Linked DNA regions of Homo sapiens: all the other regions are linked to region 1. A link is a loop called in an ENCODE intact Hi-C map of the cell type or tissue named here. Cell type or tissue: A673. All regions are shown on one strand. Region 1 has its middle 120 kb from the start of NALF2. Region 2 holds the start of EFNB1 (ephrin B1). Region 3 has its middle 42 kb from the start of LINC00269. Region 4 overlaps OPHN1 (oligophrenin 1). Region 5 overlaps LOC107985646 (a long non-coding RNA gene). Region 6 has its middle 110 kb from the start of LINC00269. Region 7 has its middle 85 kb from the start of STARD8.

Region 1 (4,000 bases):
CCTCTCTCAAGGCAGGCAGTTGGTTTTATGACAGGATAGCTTGAACTCTGAGAAAGTTCCAAATCTGTCTCCCTATATCTACCACCTCTTATCTCAGTCCCCAGGGGCCATATAGACCATGCCTGTCACTGTGTCCTTTAGAGGTCTGAAGTCACATCCTGAGGCCAAATAGCCCCACTTCTTCCAACTATTTCTCATGGGACTTGGGCTCCCTGTCCCTTCTTAACCTCCTCATTCCCCTGTAGAGATGTACCCGTGTGCCCTTAATGTATGGGGCCTCTAGGCTGGATACGTGTTCCAGACAGCAGAGAAGAGCAAAGCTGTTACATACTTGACTTGGTCTCTTTATCTCTATTGATACATCCCAAGTTCATGATGGCTTTCAGGATAGCATTTCTGCTCAGTGTTTCCTCTCTTTCCTTAGAAGGGATTTATATTGCTGGAGAGGTCAGCCCATTGCATTAGGATCTGTGCCTGGCGTGGTAGTTGTGTGACCCTGGGTAAGTGAGTCCAGCTGTCTGAACCTGTTTCCTCATCTGCGAAATAAGGATTATAAGAGTACCTACCTCATATGGTTGTCATGGGAAGTAAATGAGATAATGGATGGAAAATACATGACACATGGCAAAAGCTCAGTATACATTAGCTCTCTTTCCCTTTCCTTTCCTTATTTCTTGGCCCTAGGGCCTGGCTGACAGCTGGGGGCATCTCTAGGCCTGTGTGTGAAGGAAAAGCCGACGGGTGGAGTAACAGGACCGTAACCAGATGGCCCAGATTTCCGAGGACAAGCCTAATTTTAAGTATTCTGTTCTGTGATCAGATCATGTATTAGACAATCTGGCCCGATATTTTAGCTTGAAAAATATGGTCACTAGAATTGATGATGACATAGCGTGAATGCCCTAGCATAGACCAGCAGGCAAAAGATGGCAGAGCTTGGGTCCTAGTCAGGTAGCAGTGTGCTCACCCCGTGTGGTAAAATCAGGCAGTGATCCTATAAAGAGAACAGGTGGCAGGAATAGAAAATCAAGGCCTTCTCTCTAGTTCTAGGACCCAGCTTGGGCCCCTTCTTCACATATCTGTTCCCTGCTCTAGGGTGGGCTAGGCATGGACTGAGAGGGGCAGGACAATGCCATATGGAGGGAAAGCTGCCTACCCTTAGGTGGGACCCTGGGCCGAAAGTCAGTGGAGAGGGGAGCTTGCCCAGATACTTCCTCCAACTGCCTCTGAGCACTCTGCTCCTTCCTGCTCTCCTTTTCCTTTTCTCCTCTTGGATCACCTCCCTCTGCTTTCTATGTGTCTGTTTCTAGGTCTCACTAGTCTTTTGAACTCTGTGGCAAATTCTAGGTAGATCTCTGGGCAGTTTTCATGTATACTGCCCAAGGAAGGTCTTTCAACAAAAGAGCTGGAGTCTGGGAACCAAGGGGAGGATCCAGGCTGGGACTAGTCCCTGCTTGGTCACAAATTTGCTGTGTGACCTCAGGCAAATCACATCTTCTCTGAGTCTCTGTCCCCATCAGCAAGGTTTGGACTAGGTGACCTCTAAAGGTCCTTCCATCTAAAAAGTTCCACGATTTCAGTATGTGTGTGTTGATGCATCCCACGGAATCTCTGTACATCTTTGTTTTTCTTCAAACTGTCAGCCTATTTCTCTGTCTTTTTTCCCTCTCTCTTTCTCCCCCCTTCCTTTCTTCCCTCCCTTTCTGCAGTTCCCTCTTCCTCTTAGACTCTGTCAAGCTCCCCGACCTCTTTCTTCCTCTGAGATGTTCTGTGCTGCCTTTCACCATTGCTCCAATGCTGTTCTTCAGTAAGCACTTATTTATCCCAGCTCTGGGCACCCCTCTGCCACAGGGGTCCCATATGCACTCAGGGTACCAATCTGGCCAACTTAGGGCCTGAGAAAGGGGGACTGGGCAGCCGTAATAATTAACGCCTAGGCTGCCTACCATGGTCCTCTGCTGCCACCTGTCGTTAGTCCGGAGTGACACTGCTCTGGGGGCTGCTGAGCCCACAGGGGCCACTACCGCTGCTCTGGCCGACAGGAATCCATTACATGCAGTGTCCTGCCAGGCCTGATTTAAAGCTCATCCTGTAATCCGTCTTGCGCCCCCTCTGGGCCTGTCTCCGGTTTCCTAGCCTGTGAAATGGATGGAAGTTGTCTTCAGCTCTGGCAGAGAGAGGTGAGGAGTAGAGGCTCTAGGGACACCTGGCTTTGCAGCCTGCCCCTGTGCTTGTCCTGGTGGGTGACCTGGGGTGAATCCTTCCCCATCCCCTTCTTTGCAGCCTGCAGTATTGAAATGGATGATGTGGGAAGACATGGTTGAGAGAAAAGGGGCAAGATGGATTCCTGTCTTTCACACAAGCAGTACAATGCTGAGAAACTGGAAATGGACATACCCACTGCATCTACAAACCTTTGGCCAGGTCACAACTCCATCTTAGCAGCCAAGCCTTTCTATTCATTCACCCATTCACTTATTACTCACCCATTCATTCCACCAAGCAGCCTGGGGCTGTGGGAAAAAGCACTCAGCGGGAAATCAGAAGCCCAACCTTCTCGGCTCAGCTCAGCCACGGTTCTCCAACCTGGGCCAAGCCCGTATCTTTCTCTGAGCCTCCATTCCCTCCTCTGTAACATGAAGGGGTTGGGACAGACCAGGAGAAGTCTAAATTCCCTCCCTCATTCTGCCATTCTAAAGTGATGATTCTCCAATTGCAGGTGCCTTGCTAAGCACACTGGGTGATGAACAATTACAGATCCCCACTCAGAGGCCAGGGAAAACCTGCCTCATAGCCCCCAGACACCCTCCACTCACCTCCTAGACCTCTGGCTGGCCTTTTCAAAGCCCACCAATGAGCAGGCCCTTGCTAAGTTCCTCCTTTCTTCCCCCGGGGCACTGTTCTGGTGCCAACTGTCAGGTCATATGACAAGCACAGATGTCTAGACGTCATCTAGCCCTGGCCACTTGGGTTCATGAAAATCAGCAATTCCTGGCACTGAAAAGTCCTTAAGACTTCCTCCTGGCGATGCCAGCCCCAGCATCCCCAGAGACTTGAACTGGGGCCAGGATGAGCGGGCTGGAGCTGGTTGGCATCAGACTCAGAGTCCCAAACTCCTCCCTCGCCAGGTTTTAAAGCCACTGAGAACCCTGCTGCACAGCCATTGACATCTGAAAGGTTGCAAAGAAGCCTAGCTTGGGGACTGGTGGCTTCCTGGCCCAAGCTCTGCTCCCAGAAATACTCAGCTGAAGCCAGGGTCCCAGGCCAGCTGCATCATCTCAGCCTGGCTACACTGCCATCGGCAAGGTGCCATGCACAGAATTGCAGCCAGGTAGTGGCCTCCCAAAAGGAGCTGGCTGGTGGTGTCTGGGAGCTGTTCCTCATCTCCCCATCCCTGCAAACCGCCCCCAGACCTCAGCCTTTCATGAGGGAGGTCCTGCCCACATCTGCTGCTGGCCGTCACATCTGCAATGGATTACAAGGCTGGCCCAGGCTCAGGCCCATCCCAGATGTGGATTCCCCTGGAATGTGCCTTCTCTCTAATTGTCCAGCCTCTGAAGGGTCCGAGACCCCCTCCTCTTCGTCCACCCCTGCTGCACCCCAGTGAGCATGCTGAGGCCTTCCTCCTTTCCCACAGCTTGTGCCGGAACAGCCACAGCCGGGACCAGGGCCAGCCCAGTCGGGGGCTGCACTCTCCTCCAGCCTGGTCCATGGGGCTGGGGAGCGGGAGGTCTCAGCCCATCCCCCTCTTTTTTCCTGGGGCCAGGCACTGCAGGGCAGAGGGAGAATCTCTGGAAAACTCACTAGAGGTGAAAGAATTTGGCTCTGAAGTGCAGGCTCCCCTAATCCCTGGCCCTTCCTGGGAATGCCATTAACCTCCCTAGCCCCACTGATGGAAAGAACAGGTCTTCATTGGGCCAGGCCAGCTCCTCAAAGGCTCCTAAATGACAGCTTGGCTGGGCAAAGTGGCTCTTCTGGGTCCCAACCAGCATCCTCATGC
Region 2 (4,000 bases), 560 kb before region 1:
CTCATGGGTGTGGGAAGCTGAGCTCAGAAGGAGCAGCTCTGCTCTCCCAGGGCTGCACGATGCCCGAGGCTTCCTGCAGCTGCCAGATGTTCTCCTGCATCTCTGGGTCCAGGATCCCCCACATACAGGTATCAGTGTTTGGTGTTCCTTGTGGGCAGGGCTTGTTGGAGCTGCTCTTTGTGTCAACAGGGATGGCCCCGCTCAGAGGTCAGCACAGAGGCACTGCTCAGGAAATGCTGGTGGACTTGAAACCTGATAGTTGTGTGTGTGTGTGTGTGTGTGAGCACGTGCGTGGATGTGTTTGTAATGACACAGTAACCTGGGAGAAATGGGTGGGGAGTGACTGCCAATGGTATAGGGAGGGCTTGGATGAGAGGGCCCCCATTGCTCACAGATCCTGACTTCCTCTCAGGCTCCCTTGGGAGTAATTTTTCCCTACCTCGGGGGCCTGAATCATTACATCTGAGGCCCCGCCAGGGTGGGTCAGGAGGTGGGAACCTGGAATCACTGGCCTAGCCATGGCAGGGAGTAGGCTCAGCTCTGCTCCTGAGGCCCCTGTAGCTGGTGTGGGCAGGTTGAGGCAGAAAGGCTGTGCTGTGAGCAGGGATAAGTAGCATGTGGAGCAGGTCTGGACATAAAGAGTCTTCTTCTCATTTCCTCTGCCACCCTGCCCACCGGGATTAGGTGCTGGCACACTCAGGAACTGCTTGTCTTCCCATGTTTCCCAAGACTGGCCGCATAGCCTCATCTCCCCATCCCCCACCTGGCCTTGGGCTCTCCTCCTGTGGGGCACCGGGCATGCTGGCTGTGGGGAGGAAGAATCAAGGCTGGCTCTAGGGTTGGCAGTGGTGGTCTTAGATGAGAAGAACTCTGGGCTATGGCCAGGAATATAGATGAACTTTCCAGGCCTGGCAACCTCTTGAAGGACAGTGAGGGAAGAGTCCTGGCCAGCCCCAGGCTGCTGCTGTCCATGCACGACCCAGCCTTAACCAGGAATGAACCAAAGAAGCAAAGAAGCAAGGATTGGCTGGGAATTTGAGCCAGTATGGTACAGGGGAATGGCCACAGGCTTTGGAGACAGATGTCCCAGGAGTCAAATCCTGCTTTCACCACTGATCAGCTTGGTGATCTCAGATGAGTCACTTCTCTCTGAGCCTTACTTTCCCCTGTAGGTAAAATGGGGATACTGAAACTCATTTCAAAAGGTTATGAAAGGAAAAGCATCTAACTTGGTTCTTGACAATAGTAGGCACTCAGTAAGCAGCAGGCTGCTTTCTGTATTCAGGTTTTGATGTCCTAGCATGCACTCCAGGGATCCCAGTCTCCCAGCTAGACTACTGGTGTGTCCCTACACCCTATTCATCTCATCTCTCCTTCCTTACACCCCAATGCAGGGTCCAGCTGAGAGCTCAGAGACCCCAAACAGCTCCTTCTTTCCCTACCTACCCAGAGCCACTTCACCCTCAAGGGCTGCCCCTGGAAGTGGGAAGGGCCCAGATTTTCCCTATTTTCTCCTCTATTTGGGAGAAAATAAAAAGACAAAATCTGGGCTATTCCCACCTCTACAGCCACAAAGATCATCAGAGGATCCACTGAGAAACGCAGTAGCTCAGTCACCTATTAAGCGAGATGATGGACATGAAACTGTGTGAATGGTGGAGCACTTTGGGAATGTTGCTCATCTAATTATCTCCATAAAGAAAAAGTGGGGAGACCTTGTATTCTTGGCAGTCCCTAAGCCTACCCCAAACTCAGATATCCTTCTAGTTCTTTCCCTTCCTCCCCATACAGGGTGACGGTTTTTGCCAAGGCTACGCCTGTCCCAGGTCTTGTGCTATGGCAAGCTCCGGGTTTATCCCAGGCGCCCGCAGTGCTATGGAAGTCCAGCAGGGGGAGACATTAGCACGTGGGTACGTCCTCTGGGGTCCGACCAGCGAGAGTGGGTCGGACCTGGAAGGTCTGAGCTATGGGATCGAGCCAAGTTATAAGCAAAGAGGCAAGGCGGGGCGGGAAGAATGGGCCAGGGCTGGGAGACAAAGACCCAGATGGCGAGGCCGGGACAGGCTGGAGTCCGGCTTCTCCGGTCCAGGATGCCCGCTTTTGCTTTTTCAAAAGTCTCATGCCCTGTGCTTTTTCCTCTTTGCCCTCGAGGTGTCTTTCTTTATCGACGTGCCCTCTCATCCCCGCTTGCCTATCCCGGGACCTTGCCCGCGCCTTCGGACAGGACAAGACTAAATCTTGGCTCCAGAGGTCCCACAAGGCTCCCCCAGAAAGCTGAGATTCCGAAGGCCTGGTCCCCAGGGGCGATGAACACGCCTTCTCTCCCCACCACACCCCACCCTGCTCCCCGCCCCACCTCTAACCCCAATCAAGTACTGGACCCTCACCAGTTTCCCCCTCCCACTGTTCTCACTTTTATGTTCCTGACTCCGGGTCCAAGTGCAAGCAGACAGTGCATTTTGAGGGCGAGAGGAGGAAAGCCCACTAAAGCCTTACGTGGGACTGGACGAGGAGCAGACAGGCTGTCCTTGACACGGAGGTGGGCACAGAGCAGGACTTCAGGGGTCCTGTGTGTAAAAAGAAAATGGAAATACTTTCCTGGGGTACTTGGGACAGGGTCAGTGGGCTGGGGTGTTGACCAGACGCGTGGAGAGGAGAGCAGGCCGGCAGCTCTTGAGAGTGCCAACTTCCCACGGGTTGAGCTCTCTGGGAACAGGACTGAGAGGGACCCAACCCTAACCGCACGAGCCGCACACTCAGATTGGTGCCATCGGGCGCGCGGCGTCCTTAAGAGCTCCCTGAAACCCCGCCCCCTTCCTGCTCTGGGGGCGTGGTATGGGGCAAGGACCCCGCCACTGAGCTTGCTATTGGCTAAGAGAGCAGGGTTGGCCTTGCGTTCGCCTGAGCAAGGGAGTAGACAGCACAGCGGCAGCGGAGGGAGTCTATGCGAGCTGGACAGCAGTGGGAGGTTTGTGAGGCTCGCACTGGCCGCAGACCCTCGGGCTCGATCGCCCGGGAGCCAGGACTCGGCGACGCGAGGCTGCCGGGCTACCCGGCCGAGGCTTCGGGGGCGCAAACTAATGGGACTGGCTCGCTCGGCAGCATCTCCCCGCTCTTCTAAGTACACTGAGCAGGGCCCGCGCTGAAGTAGAAGCTGTCCGGGGGCGCGTAGCCCGGAGTCCCAGTGTGGCCCGGAGGAACGGAGCCCGTGCCAGGGCGGCCCAGTCGGGAGCCCGGGGACCGAGCTTGTGCTGTGGGGAAACCCCCACTTCTTCCAAGGGACAGCGATCCCGGGACGGTCGAGGCGTCGGGGCGGTCACCGAGACCTCTGCGGGAAGACCCCGTCGGGGAGAGGGCGCGCAGCCCCGAAGCGTCTCGGGAAGTCGAGCGGAATCGGGCGGGATCACCCGGGGGCGCAGAGCCCCCGTCGCGCCTCGTGCGGCAGCGGAGAGCCCAGGAGAACGAGCCCTCGGGGGCCGAAGCCCATGCCCGGGTTGGGGGCGGCTGCCCAGTGAGTCCTCCTGGCCGGCCGGGCGGAGAAGAGCGACACCGAAGCCGGCGGGAGGGGAGCACTTCAAGGCCGGCGGCTGCGGAGGATGGGCGCCTGAGCGGCTCCGAGCGCAGCGCGGCAGAGGAAGGCGAGGCGAGCTTTGGTGAGGAGGCGCCAAGGGATCCCGAAGTGCAGTCTGCCCCCGGGAAGATGGCTCGGCCTGGGCAGCGTTGGCTCGGCAAGTGGCTTGTGGCGATGGTCGTGTGGGCGCTGTGCCGGCTCGCCACACCGCTGGCCAAGAACCTGGAGCCCGTATCCTGGAGCTCCCTCAACCCCAAGTGAGTAACTTATCTCCTCTGGACGCTGGGGTGGGAGGCACTCCTTCAGGGTGAGGCCGCACGCCCCGGAGTGCATGTGGGGAGGTCTTCGGAGGAGGAGCGGCGCCTCATTTTGTCTCCGGCTTTTTCGAGTGTTTTCCTGCGGGCGGGCGGATGGAGCAGGGTGCGGCGG
Region 3 (4,000 bases), 170 kb before region 1:
TATACATGCATTACTTTACTAATTGATTAGGTATATCACAAATGACATGCTGAACGTCAAAACTGTTAAAAGGTGAGGTAAAAATAAATAAAACATATATTGTGATATTTTTCTCTCATTCCCCAAATGGGTTGCCTGGTACAGTTGGAGTTGGAGGTGACTGTTGTAGAGTTTGGTTGGGACCTCTTCTCTCGCCTTCTGACTGACTCTACTAGAGGAGCTTGAGTTTGACAGTGGGCCCCCAGGAGCTGACTGGGATGCCCCTCACTACACAACCACTCCTGGGGCTGCTGCATCTTTCCAGGAGTCCCAAAGGGAGCCCTACTTCCCTAGACCCCAAGGGCCAGCGCCATCCCAGGGACCCTCCCACACAGGCCCCCAGGCTCTGCGGCCCACACATCAGGCCTCTGATTTTTCCACAGACCAGAGCCTGGTGTCCAGGTGGAGTCCCTTCTTCTTTCCCTCAGCATAGCCGGCCTCACAGGGTAGGACACCAACCTCTGAACCACAGATGAGCAAGCCAAGCCCAGGGCTAACAGTTGGCATGAATCACTATTTATCAAATTCATAATAAGAGCTCACCACTAGTCGGGCGCGGTGACTCACGCCTGTAATCCCAGCACTTTGGGAGGCCGAGGCAGGTGGATCACAAGGTCAGGAGATCGAGACCATCCTGGCTAACATGGTGAAACCCCGTCTCCACTAAAAATACAAAAAATTAGCCGGGCGAGGTGGCAGGCACCTGTAGTCCCAGCTACTCGGGAGGCTGAGGCAGGAGAATGGTGTGAACCCCGGGAAGTGGAGCTTGCAGTGAGCCAAGATCGCTCCACTGCACTCCAGCCTGGGCGACAGAGCGAGACTCCATTTCAAAAAAAAAAAAAAAAAAAAAGAAAGAAAAAGAAAAAAGAAAAAGAAAGAAAAGAGCTCACCACTGGCCGGGTGCGGTGGCTCACAATTGTAATCCCAGCACTTTGGGGGGCCAAGGCAGGTGTATCGCTTGAGGTCAGGGGTTCAAGACCAGGTTGGCCAACATGGTGAAACCCTGTCTCTACTAAAAATACAAAAATTAACCGGGCGTGGTGGCAGGCACCTGTAATCCCAGTTACTTGGGAGGCTGAGGCAGGAGAATCGCCTGAACCCGGGAGGCGGAGGTTGCAGTGAGCTGAGATCGCGCCACTGCACTCCAGCCTGGGTGACAGATCAAGACTCTGTCTCAAAAAAACAAAAACAAAAACAAACAAACAAACCCTCACCATTACTGAGCGCTTTGTTAGGCACTTTCTTAAGCACTTTACCTGCGCTGTCCCAAGTGTCTCGTGAGGCAGGTGCTCTTATTCCAATGTGACTGATGCTGGAGAGCACATGGTGAATAAGCCAGGGAGCCCGAAAAGACTTCCAGCAGTGTGACTGGAGAGCAGCCTCTTAACCACCTTTTGATGCAGAATGAACGAATGAGGGAACGGGTTCTCGGGCCCCCTCCACACTATTCCAAGTCACCTGCTGTTGCCTTCCTTAAGTCGGGGCTTATCCAGACCCCTCAGCTTCCCCGCTTTTTTTTCTCCCGGTCTCCAGGTCAGCAGGTCCAAGGCTCTTCCGGCGCCCCCTCCCCGTGCCGGCAGGGCCCCCTACCTCCTCGGAGCCCCGCCCCTCCGCGGCCGACCCGCAGGTAATCCCCACCCCCATCCTGCCCCCAGAGCTGCAGCCCCTTCCAATTAGCCCAGGCTCGGAGCTTCTAGGCTGGGACCGGCTTCTCCCCTCCCGCCCCTCCCCCACCTGGCTCCCACGTGGGGAGCCCGGCTCCCAGGCCTCGGCGGCCCCATTCACAGCGCCCTCCTCCATTGTCCTCGCACTGTCACTCACGCATGGTATTAGCATTTCTAAAGCCCCCTTCTCCGCGTCGCCGCTGTGGCCCAGCCAAAAAGGGGCTCACTTTGAAACGTAAGTTTTGGGAAGGGGTGCTTCCTAGGCTGCTCAAAAGCTTATCTTTGGGTCCTTTAACTCCGGGCCTCAGTGTGTTCGCCGATGAAATGGGGAGAATTGTTCTCCCTCATCTCTAGGCTCAAAACACCTGGAGCTTCTCAGCTCCAAGAGTGGTTGAGAAACAGGGCGGCCCCCAGGGGCCCCAATCAACTGCCTGTCCCTTCCTCTGGGTTTCCTGAGCCCTGCCAGTCTGGACCCTCCATTTCCCACCCACGTGCCAGGGGACACATGGAGTTTTGTCAAAACTGGTTTTCCCTGCCCTAACCCAGGCGCCTTTGTTAAGGGCCTGGCAGGATGGGGCATGAATGGGGGTGACTTCTTTGCCCTGGCATCTGAAACCCGCCTAAACACTTGGATGGAGAGACAGCGCCACCCAGTGGCTGCCTGGGCTCTATGCCAATGTTCCCTGGGGTGGGTCCTCGCATACCTAGCTTCTGGGCTGGTAACGGAGGAGTCTCACCAGAGAAACCCTTTTCACTTGTGGAATTTCATTTACATTCGTTTAGCTGCTTCAGACCCCAAGCTAAATAAAGAGCTGGTGGTTAGAGTCCCAGCCGGCTCAGCTCAACCTCACACCCCACCCCACCCCTCTCATCCCTTGACCACCCTCACCACCCCTGCCCTGAGGCTCAGTCCATGGGGCTGGCGATGGCTCTTGCTCTAGGCTTTTCACCTCCCTGGGCCTCACTTTTCTCCATCTGGAAAATGGTAGAATATTCCCCAGCCACCCCCTCCTCCTGGTGGGCTGGGGAAATGGGCACTAGCTCGGGAGTTCCCTTTTTGTGGGGTGAAGGGGGGTGTGGGTATGAGGGCCAGGCAGTCCTCCAAGTCAGTTGGCCACCTGGACCCTGAGAATAGGCTCTGGCCCCATCCGTACACCACTGCCTGGAGACCCATCAGCTGCTGACCAGCCCCTCTGAATACCAGGAAAATAGGACCACCCCTCCCCCATGCCTGCTTTCTTTCTTTAGTTCCTACCCCCTGCTTCTAGCCTCTTCCTGCTTCCTACCCCCAACCCTGCCTGTTCAGCCGTATGCTACAGGCTGTGGGCATTTCTCTTCAAGCCTCAGAGTGAGCAAAATGAGGCAGGTGACCTCTGTCTCCAGTTAAAGTCCCCTCCATATCCAGTTCCCTTCTGGAGCCCCTTTTGAACCTGCTCTGGCCGAAGCAAGTGTAGGGACCAAGGCAAAATTTCAACTTCACCCTTGGAAGTTTCGCTGAAAAATCAACTCACAGAAGGCAGATTAATCAGAGAAAAGGCATACAAATGTATTAACATGTGCACAGGGAGAATCACGGAGTGATTACCCACGCCCGCAGTGGGGGGCAGAAGCTTAGATACCATCTTGAGGTTACACAAAGAATGGGGACTTGGATCGTGGCAAACAGGTTATGGGAAGGGGGAGAAGAGGAATTCTGCTGAGGGGCAATAAATGATTACCAATGAGAATGACTGAATTGGGGAACACAGATTAACGTGTAAACAGTTCTCTTTGGAATTTAAACGACCCTGAGAGACACGTTATTCTGTGAAAAGAAACCAAACATTTTTGGTTTTCTTTTCTGCAATAGATAATAAGATAACAGGGAAGGAAAAAAAATTGTTCCCCTTGGAGGGTCTGTCCGTGGGGACAACGTACCCCACGTTGTAGTGGGGGGGGAAACATCCAGTGCCTGTTGATGTCTAGAGAACTTTAATTCAAAATACTCCTTATACCAGGGAGCCATATTTTGGGGTGAAATTCCTTGTGCTCCTTCACAGGCAATGAGGAGAGAGGGAACCAACAGTCGGCCCCAGAAGTCTGGAGTACCCAGCCTACATCCTCCCGAAGCTCCTGGCCTTCTCTGGTGGAGTCTCCCTCTGCGTAGGAGAGGGCAAAAGGGCTCCAAGCTCCCTCTGGCTTGGGGAGACAGAGGAGGTGGACTGGGCCTAGAGCTTCTTTTGTCTGAAATCTGCTTAGGCCTCCAGAAATACTGGACTGATGGAGAGAGTAGGAGAGAGGAGGAGGCTCGGTGGGGG
Region 4 (4,000 bases), 1.2 Mb before region 1:
TCAGGGTTGGAGTAGACATTCCTTCAAGCCCTGATCTTCTTTGACAGTTTAGGCAAAGGCATGGATGAGATTTGTAAGACTAGTGAACTGGAGTGTTTAGTAAAGGAGCAACAACATTAGTAATGTGAGGTTGCAGGAAATGAGCCCTCTATATGCCATCTGTTAAGAGTCTGTTTGAACAGCCTCTCCTTAAAATAAGTTCTGCATATGTGTGTATGCCCACAGATATTTCAGTGGGAGATATTTTTGTGCCAGCCAGCCTTTTCTGCTACTTTTCTAAACAAGGGATTTGTGGAAAAATCTGCCATGATCAAGTTGGTATGGATCCACATTCAGTGGGCCCATGTGCTCACATCATTCTCCACAGAAAGCCATCTGCATCCTTTGATTCTTGAAAACCTAAAGGGAGAGCAAACTTGGGAGAGGGAATTGAAAGATAAATGCCTTGCTGAGCTTCCCAGCATCTGCCTACAGAAATGTCACAAGCATGAAAGAGTTCAGCAGCAGGTTTCTGGAAGGTGACAGAAGGAAGACAGTGCTGGAATATTTTCTGGATGGCAGTCTTCAGAATACCAAGTCTCTCCTGCTACCTTCCAGTTTACTATAAGTGCAATCTGGGATCTAGTTACCCCTCTAAATTCTCCAGGATACTGAGGACACATAGAAAGAAAAACCTAGAATGCATTTTCCCTCCTAGCCAGTTTTTCACTTGAATACAGCAAAGAAATAAGACTGTATCTGAACACTGCTGGATCTTAGGAGTTTTGTATCCCATCATTCAGATCGGCTAGCACATTGTGGTTTACAAGATGACTTCCATCTGTTTTTTCTAAGCAACCCTGTGAGATAGGTAGAAAGAAATTATTAAAGCCCTTTTACTGAGGAGAAGAAAACTGAATCTCAGAGAGGTGAAATGATTTGCCCAGAGTCACATAGCCATTTAATGGCAGAACTAGTACCTATATCCAAGCTTTTGGAATTCCAACACCAGGAAGCTGATATTATTTAATATGCCACTAAGAAACCAGAATGTTTTTCAATTATTTCCAACTGTTTCTATTGGTCGCTTGATGATAATCAGTAACCCTTTCAAGGGATTGCTTGTCCTCCTGCATAACCGTGTTCTAAATGGAACGGTACATCTTGTGATACAGGATGGCAATGCCATCTCCGCTACCAGCTGTACCCTCAAAGAGAATAAGCTGAGTTGGTGGTATAAGGGTGAGGCAGAAAAATCATTCTGAATAAATGTTTAATAAGTGCTTATTTATAACTATGGCAATTATTTTTCATATTAACACATATTAATTAATTAACACATATTGATTTTATAACCTGAAAAATGGCTTCATTCTTTCTGAAGAAAAGCTCATGGGCATAGCTACATAGTCTAACACTAGAGCAGGGAGCTGAGAGATCTGCATTCTAAGCCCGGTTTTGGTGTCTTCTCTGAGGGTGGTCTCAGAAAAGTCCCTCAACCTTTCTGGAACTCCAGTTGCCTTACCTGCTAAGAGATGTGGAAACAATTCCTTACAGCTCTAAAACTGAGACTAAACAATCCATTACCATTTAATTGTCTGAGACCCACTGATACCACTAGAGGGCACTCATACACTGGCATATGCTGGGGAGGTTTCCCCAGTGTCAGGTAACTTACAGGTTCTTTCCCATCCATGGCTTCCATCCATAGCCTTCTGTTAGCTTCTGAAAGGGCCTGCAGAGTGATGGTTCCTGGCCTGAGGGGGAAAAAAATGGTAAGTATAAAGCAGAAAATTCAACTGAGAGAATGGAGTCTTGTGATCTAGGGTCCCTCTCTGCCCTGGAGTTTGTCACACTGAACAAGCATAGGCTTACAGAATACTAATTTTTCAAAATCTCTTTTACTCAAGAAAACAATAGGCAATTTACAGAACAGTAACTTTGGGAACCATGGAGGCGGGGGTGGTATCTTGGTGGCCTTGTGCCCAGATCCTGCAAGAAATAGGAAGGTAACTGTCAAGACGCCTCCATAATGCACACTTAAATTGGCCCCATTGTGCTTGAACCAAACAAAGGCTCTCACTGCCTTACTCTGTTGGAAGCCAGCCACTTTGTCTGAGCTCTAGGAATGAGCATGAACATCAGAGGCACATTATCTCTCAGTAAAATGGCTTTGCTTCTTCCAGCACCTGCGATGTCCAAGAAACATTTTGAGTTGCAATAAATTCAACAACATGAGTACTGGCTAAGACACAGGGAGGAGGCGTTTTGGCTAATAAGCAATTTTATGACTAATAAAAACAACTAATATTTACTGAATGCTTACTAGGTGACAAATTTTGTTCCAAGTAAACTATGTATATTAACTCAGTTAATATATATAATAAGGCAGTTACAGTAATCATCTCTATTTCACAGAAGGGGAAACTGAGGCACAGAGTAATTATCCAAGGTCATATAGCAGGGAACTACTAGAGACAGGAATTAAATCCAGAAAGTCTGGTCCAGCAGCCATATTCTTCATTACTACAATATAAGGCCTCTTCTGCCTGGCACACGGCTTCGAACCCTGTTTTATTCTATTTATTTGCAGGCTACCTGCTGTGGTCTGAATATTCCCCAAAATTCATAGGTTGAAAGTTAACTACCAATGTGATGATATTAAGAAATGGGACCTTTAGGAGGTGAGTTAGTCATAAGGGTAGAACCTCATGAATGGGATTAGGGCCCTTTTACAAAAACTTGAAAGAGTAGGTTCATTCCCTTCCATCTCTTCTGACATATGAGGACACGGTGTTGGTGCTCTCTGGAGGGCACTGCAACAAGATGCCATCTTGGAAACAGAGACCAGGCCCTCACCAGACACTGAAACTGCTTGGACTTCCAGCTTCTAGAAATGTGACAAATGAATTTCTGTTGTTTATACATTACTGAGTCTCAGGTATTTTGTCATAACATCACAAATGGACTAAGACACTACTAACTACCCAGAGATATCCCAAGCTGTTATGCTCTTTATGGTCTTTTTAGATCTTTGTGACTCATCTGGAATTTTGAGATTAACCATACTTTATGCAAGGTATAAAGTCTCCTTGCATTCTCCTGGCTTGCTGAGCCATTAGGAAAACATTGTTCCTTCCACAAATTCTGTGATAAGATGAGACCTCTCCTAGAGTCATAGAATGATAAAAGCAATGCCAAGAGAGTTCAGCCACCCTGGATAAGTAACTAGGCCTTTCTAGACCTCAGTTTCTTTATCTGAAAGGGTTCTGGAACACAGGAGCTGGGAGGTCCTTTCCATTACTGATATCACAGGAATCCTGTTCTACCTGCTGGAATCATGGGGTTCCTGTCCTACCTTCTCTTACTTCATTAAAGCACCTCTTAATGACAGTCTTGTGGTTACTGGCAACAATATATACTTCCACAGCCATCTTGAATGGGGTCATCCATTGTTAACACAAAAATGATACAGATTCACAAACCAAAATTCAAATAACATCACCTCCCTCATGTGACTGTGGTGACGACTAAAGGAAATTATACGCTTAAATGGCTGATAACAGTGCCTGTCACAAAGGAGGTACTTGGCAAATGTTAGCAATTGTTTTTATTATTATTACAATTATTGTTGTTGCTGTTATTAAAACATTTCAAGCTCTGCCTTGCTATGAGCCTGTCATTTTAAATACTGCTAAGAGCCTAAATTTAGAACCAGGTGCAGTGACTCACACCTGTAATATGAGCACTTTGGGAGGCTGGCACAGGAGAATCACTGCAAGCCAGGAGTTGAAGACCAGCCTGGGCAACATAGCAAGGTCCCATAGCTATAAAAAATAAAAAATTAGCCAGATATGGTGGTGCACACCTGTCAGTCCCAGCTACTCAGGAGGCTCACGCAAGAGGATCACTTGAACCTGTGCCACTGCAAACCAACCTGGGCAACAGAGTAAGACCCTCTCTCTAAAAAATTAAAAGTTAAAAAAATAAAAAATCTTATCCTCTCTTCCTGACATAGAAA
Region 5 (4,000 bases), 250 kb before region 1:
GTGAGGTGTGGGGGGCTGGGGAGAGGGGCAGATGGTCTTTTCAATGCGGAGTCTACCGAGGTATTTGTGGCCTTCATTCAATCAAAAACTGTTAGGATAAATGAACATTTATGATAGTTCTAGGATATATCAATTTTGAGATGGTGAGGGCAAAGCCAGGGGGCTGCCATCCACTGACTGCAAGCTGGAAACAGGAAAGACAAGTATACTAAGGTTGGGGGTAGTGATGTGAGATGGATGACTCCCAGGGCTATGAAGCCTTCCTACTGAGGCTAAAAAGCCTCTGGAAAAATAGGTCCCAACAGCCACAGGGCACAACAGGCAGATGCTGCTGGCCCAAAACAACGAACCCATCACACAAAGGCAGATTTCTTTCTAGAAGGCTGGAATCCTCTAGAGGCTTTGTGGAAAGGGGAGACATGGGAGCCTGATAAAGGGGCAACATCTTGAGTCACACAGGCATGAAGGGCAGGGGCATGGAAGGGAAGTCTGCCCCTGCCCTTTCTGTTTCACTCAGCTGCCCTAAAACTGGTGGGCACTGGCCCAGCCCCAGGGCTTGTAGGGTTGTACCTGGATCCTAAATGCATAGATAGCCATATCTGACAGAGGCCAGAGATGTTAATGAGGCCATTCCCCAGCCTCTATGCCTTTGGAGGTCCCTCGGTAGATGGTGGCCATGGGGGTCACATAGGAGGGAGACCAGGCTATGGGGCTGGCTCAGAAGAGTTTGGCAGGGTCCCAGCAGGCCTGCCCTGGCACAGAGATGTGAACGCACGGCCGTTGCAACTGGTCTAATTGCTGTCTCATCAGCTCTCCTAGGGGCTCATTCCAGAGACAAGCAAAGGGAGGTTTCTGCTGTGAGACTTGAGGGAGCCTGAAGAGAGGTGGAGGGGCCAGCACCTTGAAAGGCACTGACAAACCCCAGCACGCCCAGGGCAGAGACCCAAGTCTGGGGGTATGGCAGGGAGAGGCAGGGAGCAAAATGGCCAGGAGGGAAGGGACTAACTTTCCCGTCGGCTGCTCTTGGCTCCCCCCTTGATCCTGTGTCTCTCCCTAGTTAATGTTCCATATCTCCTTTTCCAGGGTCCTTATTGGGCTGTCCCCACTTCCCCACCTGTCCTCCACACCTCAGACCACTGCTGACAGCTTCCCAGCTTCCCATCCCTACTTCAGCTGTCACCCAGGACCTCAAAAACCTAATTACAAGAATCAGCGGACTTAGCTCGTGGAACCTCTCAGTCACATTTGATATTTGTGACTACTTCCTGCTATGTGACAATTGCGACTCCCTAATCCTCTACTGTCTACTCAGACATGGCTTTCCTAGTTCTCCTCCGGCTTCTTTGACCATTCTTTCTCAGTCTCTTTCCCAGGCCCCTATTCTCCAGTATGCCCCTTAAATGTCGGGTCACCTCCCCTACGGATGCTCTCCCTGGCTCTCTCAGCCCCTCCTGCGGCTTCCACCACCTCCTCTCAGCAAGTAAATTCCATGTAACCTCAGCCTGGGCTACTCCCCCAAGCATCAGCTAGTACAGACATTTACCCAGTGGTCATCATCAAAGACACTTCAAACCCACCTTGCCCCAAACAGAATTTATACTCCCAGACCACACCTCATTGCTCCAGACCCACACCACACTTCATTTCAGCTTTATTTCTCCAGGGGTAACCCTACCATCCACCCAAGTTCCTGGCTAGAAACCTTTGCTCCTCCCTCTCCCTTGCTCCTCACATCTAATTAGTTACTGTGACCTGCCAATTTTACCTCCTTAATAGCTCTGGAATCCATCCCAAGCATTCCATCCCTACAAACACGGCCGGAATCCAGGCCTTTATCATTTCTCTGCCACCAGAGTGCGTCCTCCTCGGACCAGCCTCCACACTACAGCCACTTAGACCTTTCCTGCAGACAAATCTGAGCATGTAATTCTCCAATTCAAATCTGCCAGTGACTCCCCACTGCCCCCAGAGGAGAGTCTAAGTTCCTGAGCCTGGCGCACAGGCCCTTGAGATCCGGCCCCTGCTCACCTATCCCACCTCCCAGCCCTGGAAGGGATTGTGCTTTCATGCTATGCTCTATAGTCTCACCTTACTCTTCTGCTGGCAAGCTTCTACTCACACAGGCAGCTTGGTGGAGTGGTTGAGAGTGTGGGCTCAGGGCCCTGACTGCCTAACCAGGAAAGTCACTTATCCTCTCTGGGCCTCAGTTTCCCTATCTGTAAAATGGGGGTGAAGACTGTTTTTACCCCTTAAGGTTGTATTTCTCTTACAAGGGAATAAATTAGATCATGCATGTAAAGCACTTACAACAGTGCCTGACACACATGAAGCACTGTAGAGTGTTAACCACTATTTATTATTCCCCTTTAAGAACCAGTGCGGACAATACCGTATCTGTGAAGCCACACCCTCCTCTGAGACTACGTGCTCCTCTTCTGGCTCCTTCTGGGACTCTAGAGCCCTGGCTAACTTCTATCACAACACTTGAGACCATCTGCCTGCTGCTTGACCTTTCTCCCTTGCTACTTGATATCCAGGACTGAAGTCTACCCATATTTGCATCTCTGGCACCTAGCCCATGACTTTTCATATGGGCCTCAGACTAGCCTGAGATCAGTACTACAATATTATCATGTCCATTCTGCAGATGAAGAAATTGAGGCTCAGAGAGGTAAAGGCAATTTTCCAAGATCGCACAGCTAGAAATTAGCAAAACGTGGGTTTAAACCCAGATCTGCAGGATTCCGAACCCCACGATCTTTCTACTTTATCTAACTCCTTGGGGGAGGGGAGTCTTGAAATCTTGTCCTAGAAGGAAAGATTAAAGAACTAGTGGATGCTCTGCCTAGAGGAGAGACAACTCAGGAGCAAGGACAATCCCCTCCCTTCCCACCCATCTGCCTGAAGCCTACTGGTGCTGGTATGTGTGTTTCAATGTTGATGCCAATGCGTGTGTTGGACACGTGTGCAATGAGGTCATGCCAGAATGCTAGAGATGGAAACCTTCATCTCAGAGCCCCTGCTCACCTTTATATAGTTCTCCAGAGTTTACAAAATGTTTTTGCATCTCATCTCATCATTTGATCAGCCTCACGCACCTGGGATGTGGTAGTCATGCCCCAGACAGGGCAGTGAACTGCCGCAAGTCACCCAGAAGTGGCAGAGCTGGGACTCCAACATTTAGTCAATGCATAAAGTCTGCAGCAAGCCCCTTCCTTCCAGCAGGAAGCCTGAGGATTCTGAGACTGTGGCTGGGGAAGTTATTCCCCCAAAGAAAAGGGATGTGAATGCTGGGTGTGGCCCAACCTAGAGAGAGGACAGGCGAGAGAGAAGGTCTCTCAGACTCAGGGTTCCCATCTGCAAATGGAATAACACCCCCACCCTCACATGGTAGGCGTAAGTCTCAAAAGAGATGATATACGTAAAATGAAACAAATGCCTGGTCTGTCCTAAGCACCCAACAGATACCACACTGCAGCTTAACTCGTGGAAAGCTTGTTTGAAACAGTGGCAAAGGTGTTCAAGGAAAGCCTGCCTGTCAAGAATTAGGCAGAGCTGGGTTTTGAAATGCCATCTCTGCCCCTTACCAACTGTAGGGCCTTAAGAAAGTCACATAAACCCTCCAAGTTTTTGCTGCCTCATTTGTAGGATGGAGACAATGAAGTCTACCTGACAGAATCGTTGTGAACGGCCACATGCGAGTATGTGTGTAAAATGGCTGACACAGGAGCTGGCACTAATAGAGTCATTATTATTGTTCTCACAGATTAGATGGCAGAGCCAGTGATGAAGACTCTGGAGCCATACCACCTGGGTTCTAAGCCCAGCTTTATCTACTAGCTATGTGACCCTCAGCAAGTCACTTCACTTCTCTGTGCCTTGGTTTCTTCAGCACACGTACGGTTGGGATTAAATAAGTGACTACATGTCAAATGCTTCTGGCAAAGGGTACATGCTCTGAGTGTTGGTGAGCATTGTTATTATCAGACAAAGGCCCGAG
Region 6 (4,000 bases), 100 kb before region 1:
CAGGCAATCATCCCTAACGACTCCCACCTCCCATCCTGCCCCCAGTTCTGTCATGCACACATACAACTTCCTTCACATCACCAATCCCCCAAAGCACGTGCCAGGTGGCAACACCACCTCACCTGCGTTCTTATATCCCCAGCATGCTCACAGCTGGGAGGCGCGAGCCTCGGGGCCTGGTCTCAGCTCGCCACCACCTTGCTGCATGTACCTGGGCAAGTCTTTGCCCCTCTCTGGACCGCAGTTTCCTGATTCATCCCACAAGGGGCTAAGTTCTTTTGGAAGCTAAGAGGTGAAAGGCAGGCAATGGCCCTTGGGTGTGTACCCTGGGGTAGAGCTGGAGGGTGGAGTGAGGACCACAGTGGTCCCATATATTGGTGTTTGACTTATCTCTGCCCCAGACCTCTTCCAGCACTGACATTCTACAATTCCAGGCACCAAGAGCTGCCCAGATCCTCAGAGTCAGGGAGCAACTATGCCAGACAGATTCCCCAACATGCTGACATCAGGGCCCACACCCAACCCCAGTCCCTCTTCCAGTGCAACTCACAGACACAGACAGACTCCTCTCTGTCACACCAGTGGCCCCTAGCATTTTAAAGGGGGCCATGGGGACAGAGGGTGAATCTGGGAGAAGCCATGCTCAGGCCTCCTGGGATTGACAGTCACCACTGAAAAATGAAAAAAATAGAGGACGGACTGGGAGAGTCCTCAGATATCTACCTCTCCATTGTCTTCAGGGGCAAACTGAAGCCCAGGGAGAGGATGGGAAAGGTCACACGGCCAGGGCCAGAGGTCAGAGCCGGAGCTGGGATCAGGCCCCAGGTCTCTGGATTCTCAATCTCCCTCCCCTCCAGAAAAGGCTGCACTTGCTAAGAGGACTGGAGGGTTTCTGACCCACAGCTGCCTCCACTCCCAGATTCCAGCAGCGCTGGATGTTCCCTCCCTCACTCCCTGTCTCAACCCGCAAAACCTGGGAGCGAGCCCACAGCCCTGGGAAGAGGCAGGGCCAAGGCCCACTCCACCCTAACATCCCGACTCCTCCAGGGAGAGGCCGCCCGAGCCAGGGCAGAGGGAAAGGAGAGGGAAAGCAGAAGAGAATGGAGAAGGGGGAAGGAGGAGGGGAGAGAAGAGAAGGGAGAAGAGAGGAGGACAAGGGGAGAGGAGCAGGAGGGGGGAGAGAGAAGCGGGGAGTGAAAGCTGAAAGCTGATAAGGAAGAAAGGAGGGGAAAGGTCCGAGGAGAGGAGATGGAACGTGGGCTCTGAGAAGGGAGAAGGCTGACCAGGCGGGGAGTGGAGGGAGGGCAGGTAGGAGAGATACACCCAAAAAAGGGACAAGCTGAAGACAAGAGCAAGGGAAAGGGGTGGGCAGAGGGGCAGGGAAGAGGGCTTCAGCCCAGGGGACTCCCCTCCCCACGTTTCACGGACCTCCCCCAGGGGCAGTGGGGGCGAATTGAAAATGAAACACCTCGTCCCCGGGCCCAGGGATGTGACCCTCGGCATAAGAGGATTAGGGAGGCTTCCAAGAGGAAATGGGGAGGGTGCCAGGAGTGGGGGAGCCGAATGCAAACTCCTGCTGCCCCCGCACCCCCCCCGCCAACGCCGGCAGAAAGTGCGCGCCTCCACGCCCATTGGAGCCATGGAGCGCCAGTGCCCCCTTGTGGCCATGGCCCTTGGCTCACCCGGCCGCAGCGGCGGTCTAGAAAACTGGGGGAAAGGGTGCACGGGGTGGACCTTTGGACACCTGAAGGGTACGAGTGCGACGAAAATCCAGGGGGTGGGTCAGTGACTTTGCTGGAGGCCTCCAAACCCTTCAAGCATCAGTAAAGACCTCAATAGTGAGCCTGGGCGTTTCTCGTTGGCCTCTCCCACCCTTGCAAGGGTGGCTCACAAGGCATGGGCTGGAGGCTCTAAGGCACAAAAAAACCAGCGCACATCCACGCCTCCGAATGCCACGCTCACCCCAGCGGCACAGTTTCCGTCCTTATCCTGGCCTCTGCCTCTCATCAGCCTCTGGGTGCCTCCCACTTCACTCCCAAGGGCCTGCTTCCCTAGGCCATAGCGCACAGCCTGTGTTTGTGTGTGCGTGTGTGTGTGCGGCGGAGTGTAGAGGTTCTTGTCCACAGTGAGGGGTGGAACTGAGCTGGATAAGACACTTACCGGGAAGAGTCAAGAACCCTGGGTTCCAACTTGCTTCCATGGCTGTCTTGCTGTGCAACTTTGAGCATGTCTTTGCCCTCTCTGGGCCTCAGGCTCCCCATCTGGAAGCAAAAGACTTGGCCTCAATGATTTCTAAGGGTCTATCCAGCCCTCTACACTCTATCTCTATCTCTAACACTCTAACTCTATCATTCCAAAAGAGAGAGCTTGAGGAAGAAACTAGTCCAACGCAAGGGAGAATTAGTAAGTACTCCATTGTCGTGTGGAGAAGGGGTTTGCAACTATAATCAGGTGGACATCCCACCCAGCCCTTGGCCCCAACTCCTCCTCCAGTGCCCTCAGCAATACTTCTGCCCCAGATCTGCACAGAGACGCCTGTGGGTTTCAAACTCAGGCCCGCTCAGTGGGACTGGGGTAACTTCTTCCACGCCAGAGGTCCAGGGCAAGAGGCCAGCCGCCCTCCTCAGTCCCTCACCATGACAGGGGGTGCAGAACTCCTTATGTGTCCATTCAAAGCCCAGAGCCCCAGAGTGGATGGAAAGTGCAAGGTCAGCAAGATCTCTTCTCTTCAGTGAGCCCAGCTCAAGGCAGGAGACTCAGCCTGGAAATGGAGAAACCTGAGCCTGGCTCAGCTCCCCCAGAGAGGAGGGGAGGGAGGGGAGGAAGCACAGGGAGGTGAAGGGCACCTCAAGGAGGCAGCCTGTCTCAGGCAGGAGATACCTTGCCCAGTGCTGAGAAAGCCATGAAGGAGAACGAAGCCCTGAAAGGTGTGGGGTGGAGGAGGCAGGGTCACCCAGCTAGGGAAATGAACCAGAAAGAAGGCAAAGAGTGTCTTTGGTTTGAGTCAGTTAGGTGCTTGAGTCTGTCAGTTATTTTTTCTCTGCCTCAATTTCCTCATCTGCAAAATGGGGGTAATAGTATTCACATCACTGAGCTGTTGTGAGGATTACATGAGTTAACATTTGTAAAAAGCACTTAGAACATTCCCTGGTACCTAGTCCGTAATTTTGTTTTATTTCTATTTTTAACCCCCAGGAAATCCCGTCCCAGAGCATACAGTCTGAGGAATCCTGGAATGCTCTAAGACCCTTATACTTAAAGACTTAAAAGAATTGATCAGGGCCGGGCACGGTGGCTCACGCCTGTAATGCCAGCACTTTGGGAGGCCGAGGCAGTTGGATTGCTTGGGGCCAGAGTTGGAGACCAGCCTGGGCAACATGGTGAAACCCTATCTCTACAAAAAATACAAAAAAATTAGCCGAGTGTGGTGGTGCATGCCTGTGGTCCCAGCTGCTCAGGAGGCTGAGGTGGGAGGATCACCTGGGCCCAGGAGGTGGAGGCTGCAGTGAGCTGTGATCACCCACTGCACTCCCGTCTGGGACAGGAGTGAGACCCTGTCAAAAAAAAAAAAAAAAAAGAGAGAAAGAAAAGAAAGAAAGAACAGCTGAGCGTGGTGGCTCATGCCTGTAATCCCAGCACTTTGGGAGGCCGAGGCGGGCGGATCACAAGGTCAGGAAATCAAGACCATCCTGGCTAACATGGTGAAACCCCGTTTCTACTAAAAATAGAAAAAATTAGCCGGGCATGGTGGCGGGCACCTGTGGTCCCAGCTACTCGGGAGGCTGAGTCAGGAGAATGGCATGAACCCGGGAGGCGGAGCTTGCAGTGAGCCGAGATAGCGCCACTGCACTCTAGCCTGGGCAACAGAGCAGACTCTGTCTCAAAAAAAAAAAAAAAGAAAGAAAAAAAGAAAAGAAAAGAAAGAAAGAGAGAGAGAAAGAAAAGAAAAGAAAGAATTGATCAGGTTCAAATTTCACTCCTCAGCTCCCTGCTACCCATT
Region 7 (4,000 bases), 650 kb before region 1:
TATAGAGTGAGGAGGTTGATTATGATGACATAAATTTCATTCAACTGAATTCAAAGCAGAAGATGTTTGAACTCCCCCTCAGTCCCTGCAGACCAGGGACTCAGGGCTCAAAGGCATTACCACTTTCTATTATAGCTGCATGGCTTACTTATACTCCCTGAACTTCAGTTTTCTTATCTTTAAAATGGGAATGATACTACCTTATAAGGAGGTTATGAGTAGTCAACTTGATTGTTTCTAGCATTTGGTGGGTAGTTTCAAAGTGGCAAATCACCTGCTATTCGTCTTGTTAGTAATACTGCACATCTTCTTTTGTTACGCAGTACAGAGCCCACTGCTAGGTTTAGGCAGAGATGAGCTCGGGAAGGAGGTCTGTGGAAGAGGACAGAAAGGTTGCCTGTTCTGCCATACCCTCCTCTGGCTCCAAGCTATATCACTACTTGGTCTCTGACTTTAAGGCTCTTCCCCTCTGAGACTCTCCTTTCAAGATCTTCCACTGCTCAGACCCTGATGGCTTGTGTTTCATTTTAACAATGCTGTCAATTCTCTTCCTGAAAACTACAGGAATCTCAAACTGAAATTCCTACAGGAACCAGGCAGTTAGCACAGATAAGCAAAGCATACTGGGTAAAGATCATAATGATTGCAGAGTTCGTACCCCATCTAAAGAGGGCAGCAGCTATTCCCTTCTCATCTATTATGGACAGGCGGGAATGTGGGTCCAGATATGGATAGCTACATCTTCTGATTTTTCCAGGGAATCCAGAAATCCAGATTTGTTTGTTTGTTTTTTGTTTTTGTTTTTGAGAAAGGGTCTGGCCCTGTCACCCAGGCTGGAGTGCAGTGGTATGATCTCAATTCACTGCAACCTTTGCCTCCTAGGCTCAGGTGATCCTACCATCTCAGCCTCCTGTAGCTAGGACTACAGGCTTACACCACCACACCCAGCTAATTTTTGTATTTTCTGTAGAAATGGGATTTCACCATGTTTCCCAGGCTAGCCTCGAATTCCTAAGCTCAAGCAATCTTCTCACCTTGGCCTCTCAAAGTGCTGGGACTATAGGCATGAACGACCATGTTTGCCCAAATCCAGATTTTTATGTGAAATCTACCCTTTTAAAATATTGGTGGCCAGGTGTGGTGGCTTACGCCTGTAATATCAGCATTTTGGGAGGCTGAAATGGGAGGGTTGCTTGAGACCAGGAGTTCAAGACCAGACTGGGCAACACAGTGAGACTCCATCTCCACAAAAAATAAAAAAAAAATTAGCTGGGTATGGTGGCATGTGTCTGTAGTCCCAGCTACTCAGGAAGCTGAGGTGAGGATCGCTTGAGCCTGGGAGTAGGATCACAGTACTGCACTCCAGCCTGGACAAGAGAGAGAGATCCTGTCTCTGAAAAAAATAAAGATTAAAAAAAATGTTGGTGAAAAGATTTTAACATAACATGCAACAGGCTCAACATGCACACATGAATAGCCCACTGGTTTGCACCCTCTACTCTAGAACAATGTTTACAAAATGTGACTTTCCCTCCAGGGTTATGGCCAGGGATCCCATCACTTTTGGGCTCAGTTCCTGCATATGCCAGCCCCTCCCCACCCCAGTGCTGCCCTGTCATCACAGAATAGGCACTGAAGACCATGGCATGTGGGCTGTGCTCGGACACTAAGCAGGTGTGCATGCACACCTGAGTAAGGTTCCCAGGTAGGTAGCTGTATTAGTCTGCTTTCACACTGCTGTAACAATATACCTGAGACTGGGTAATTTATAAAGACTAACAGTTCCTCATGGCTGGAGAGGCCGCAGGAAACTTACAATCATGGCAGAAGGGGAAAACACATCTACAATCACGGCAGAAGGGGAAGACACATGTCTTACATGGCAGGTGAGAGAGAACGAGCAAGAGCAGGGAAAACTGTCTTATAAAACCATCGTATCTCATGAGAATTCACTCACTATCACAAGAACAGCATGGGGGAAACTGCCTCCATGATCCAATCACCTCCCACCAGGTCTCTCCCTAAATACCTGGAGATTGCAATTCAGGATGAAATTTGGGTGGGGACACAAAGCCTAACTATATCAGTGGCACAGGCGATAACCCAGACACAGATGTGAAGCAGCAGGTTCTCAAAGGAAGAGATGCTGTCTATGTTGGGCTTGCCATTGTGCACACTTTTGGAAGCACTAGAAGAAATTGTTGGGATAAAGAAAGCCCTTGTGAGAATTGGCGCTAGAGCGTGGAGGGGAAGCGTCAACCCCAAAACAGCCAGGCCCTGGCAGGGCCCACAAGGGGGCACTGTTGCTCTGTGTGGGAAGATGGGCCACAGGCAACAGGAAGCTACTGGGACTCAACCCCAGCATCTGCCCCCGCCTCCAAGTCTTCTCAGTGTTCCCCAGTTTCTGCCCCTTTTCCTTCACAGGGTCTTCCAGATCTTGTTCCTTTCCCTGTTCCCTCAGCTTCCCCACCCCTCAGATCTTGCCATTCTCCATTACAGAGCCCTAAAAATTCTGTCTCCTTTCCTCCTCCCACTGGTCCCTTGGGGTGGGAGAATTTCTCTCCAAGTTGAGATTCACTATCTAGTTCATCTCCTGATTGAACAAATGAAGACAGGGTGTGGCCAGGCACAGTGGCTCACTCCTGTAATCCCAACTCTTTGGGAGGCAAGAGGCTCACTTGAGCCTAGGAGTTTGAGACCAGCTTGGGCAACAAAGCGAGACCCCATCTCTACAAAACATAAAATAAATTAGACAGGCATGGTGGTGGGCACCCGTAGTCCTAGCTACTGAGGTTAAGGCTGCAGTGAGCTATGATTGCACCACTGTATTCCGGCCTGGGTGACAGAGTGAGACCCTGTCTCAAAAAAAAAAAAAAAAAAAAAAAAAAAAAAGACAAAAAAGAAAGAAAGAAAAGAAAAAAGACATAGACCATCAGTGAGACGTGCCCAAGGTCACTAGGAGGGAAGAGGCAGTTCTGGGATGGAACCCAGGTCTGTTGGGATCCAAGGGTATCCTTTCTAATGGGCCAGTTATTGGTTCAACAAATATTTACTGAGTGTTTATTATGTGCTAGGCACTGTTATAGATACCAGGGATAGAGCAGTGAACAAAATAAGTAAGAATCCTTACCCTCATTGAGCTAGCATTCTGGAGGGAGGAGCAAACATAATTCAATGACATATGTGTTTCAAGGTGACAAGTGCTTTAGAAAAAAATTAAGCAGGGAAGGGGGATTGGGAGTGCTCTCTGTCATTTTAATAGGGAGATTATAGAGAAAGTGACATTTGACAGAGGTGAAGTAGGTGAAGACATGAGCTGTGTGAAGACAGAGTGTGTCAGGTCTTGGAGGGCCAGATATAAAGAAGACCATCCTAGTGAACAGAAACTGGGAGGCAGTGCTCAACTGCCAGGAAGAAGTCAGCCTCAATAAAACTAGCATAGGCCAAGGGTGGTGGTTCATGCCTGTAATCACAACGATTTGGGAGAATGGAGCAGGAAGATCACCGGAGTCCAGGAGTTTGATACCAGCCTGGGCAACATAGTGAGACCCCGTCTCTTAAAAAAAAATTTTTTTTTTAATTAGCTACATGTGGTGCACACACCCATAGTCCTAGCTACTTGGGAGGCTGAGGTGAGAAGATTGTTTGAATCCAGGAGTTCGACGATGCAGTGAGCTATAACTGTCCCACTACACCCCAGTCTGTTTCTATTTTATTTTATTTTATTTATTTTATTTTTTTTGAGACAGAGTCTCGCTCTGTCACCCAGGCGTGCAGTGGCACAATCTTGGCTCGCTACGACCTCAGCTCCCCGGCTTCAAACGATTCTCCTGCCTCAGCCTCCTGAGTAGCTGGGATTACAGGCATGAGCCACCATGCCCGGCTAATTTTTGTATTTTTAGTAGAGACGGGGTTTTGCCATGTTGGCCAGGCTAGTCTAGAACTCCTGACCTTAGGTGATTCCCCCTCCTTAGCCTCCCAAAGTGCTAGGATTACAGGC

What was found. A loop is a pair of places that touch in the nucleus more often than their neighbours do. Peaks named below come from ENCODE experiments on the same cell type or tissue, not always from the same donor. Only the 100,000 strongest peaks of a DNase experiment are listed, where the experiment ranks them.
Region 2: it touches region 1 in a loop (10-fold over the local background); 73 of 110 quality-filtered maps call a loop at or near these places.
Region 3: it touches region 1 in a loop (7-fold over the local background); 20 of 110 quality-filtered maps call a loop at or near these places.
Region 4: a loop joins it to region 1, with 6 times the contacts of the local background. A loop is called at or near these places in 5 of 110 quality-filtered maps.
Region 5: a loop joins it to region 1, with 5 times the contacts of the local background. A loop is called at or near these places in 2 of 110 quality-filtered maps.
Region 6: it touches region 1 in a loop (6-fold over the local background); 19 of 110 quality-filtered maps call a loop at or near these places.
Region 7: a loop joins it to region 1, with 7 times the contacts of the local background. A loop is called at or near these places in 12 of 110 quality-filtered maps.

Annotation. Positions count from the first base shown.
Region 1 is chrX:69,385,788-69,389,787 of GRCh38, forward strand. No RefSeq gene overlaps it. Among named protein-coding and RNA genes, the nearest start is that of NALF2, 120 kb to the right of the region's middle. RefSeq lists a silencer at 1,866-1,915. In A673, CTCF peaks have their summits at 1,997 and 2,200; DNase peaks (open chromatin) are centred at 1,994 and 2,994; H3K27ac peaks cover 2,850 bases.
Region 2 is chrX:68,826,077-68,830,076 of GRCh38, forward strand. EFNB1 (ephrin B1) reads left to right here and starts at 2,945. Exons shown (of 5, transcript NM_004429.5): 1 at 2,945-3,828. The coding sequence starts at 3,701. In A673, a CTCF peak has its summit at 1,884 (motif pointing right); DNase peaks (open chromatin) are centred at 1,925 and 2,825; H3K4me3 peaks cover 1,957 bases; H3K27ac peaks cover 2,452 bases.
Region 3 is chrX:69,219,949-69,223,948 of GRCh38, forward strand. No RefSeq gene overlaps it. Among named protein-coding and RNA genes, the nearest start is that of LINC00269, 42 kb to the left of the region's middle. RefSeq lists an enhancer at 2,408-3,179. In A673, a CTCF peak has its summit at 2,363 (motif pointing left); a DNase peak (open chromatin) is centred at 2,343; H3K27ac peaks cover 854 bases.
Region 4 is chrX:68,195,529-68,199,528 of GRCh38, forward strand. OPHN1 (oligophrenin 1) reads right to left here. Exons shown (of 25, transcript NM_002547.3): 12 at 1,658-1,736. Among named protein-coding and RNA genes, the nearest start is that of OPHN1, 240 kb to the right of the region's middle. In A673, a CTCF peak has its summit at 1,589 (motif pointing right); a DNase peak (open chromatin) is centred at 1,623.
Region 5 is chrX:69,132,209-69,136,208 of GRCh38, forward strand. LOC107985646 (a long non-coding RNA gene) reads left to right here. Exons shown (of 3, transcript XR_001755985.2): 3 at 3,767-3,868. Among named protein-coding and RNA genes, the nearest start is that of PJA1, 31 kb to the right of the region's middle. In A673, a CTCF peak has its summit at 1,971; a DNase peak (open chromatin) is centred at 1,943.
Region 6 is chrX:69,284,514-69,288,513 of GRCh38, forward strand. No RefSeq gene overlaps it. Among named protein-coding and RNA genes, the nearest start is that of LINC00269, 110 kb to the left of the region's middle. RefSeq lists an enhancer at 1,485-2,466. In A673, CTCF peaks have their summits at 1,683 (motif pointing left) and 1,882; DNase peaks (open chromatin) are centred at 1,598 and 1,988; H3K4me3 peaks cover 1,608 bases; H3K27ac peaks cover 3,687 bases.
Region 7 is chrX:68,730,798-68,734,797 of GRCh38, forward strand. No RefSeq gene overlaps it. Among named protein-coding and RNA genes, the nearest start is that of STARD8, 85 kb to the left of the region's middle. In A673, a CTCF peak has its summit at 2,295 (motif pointing right); a DNase peak (open chromatin) is centred at 2,304.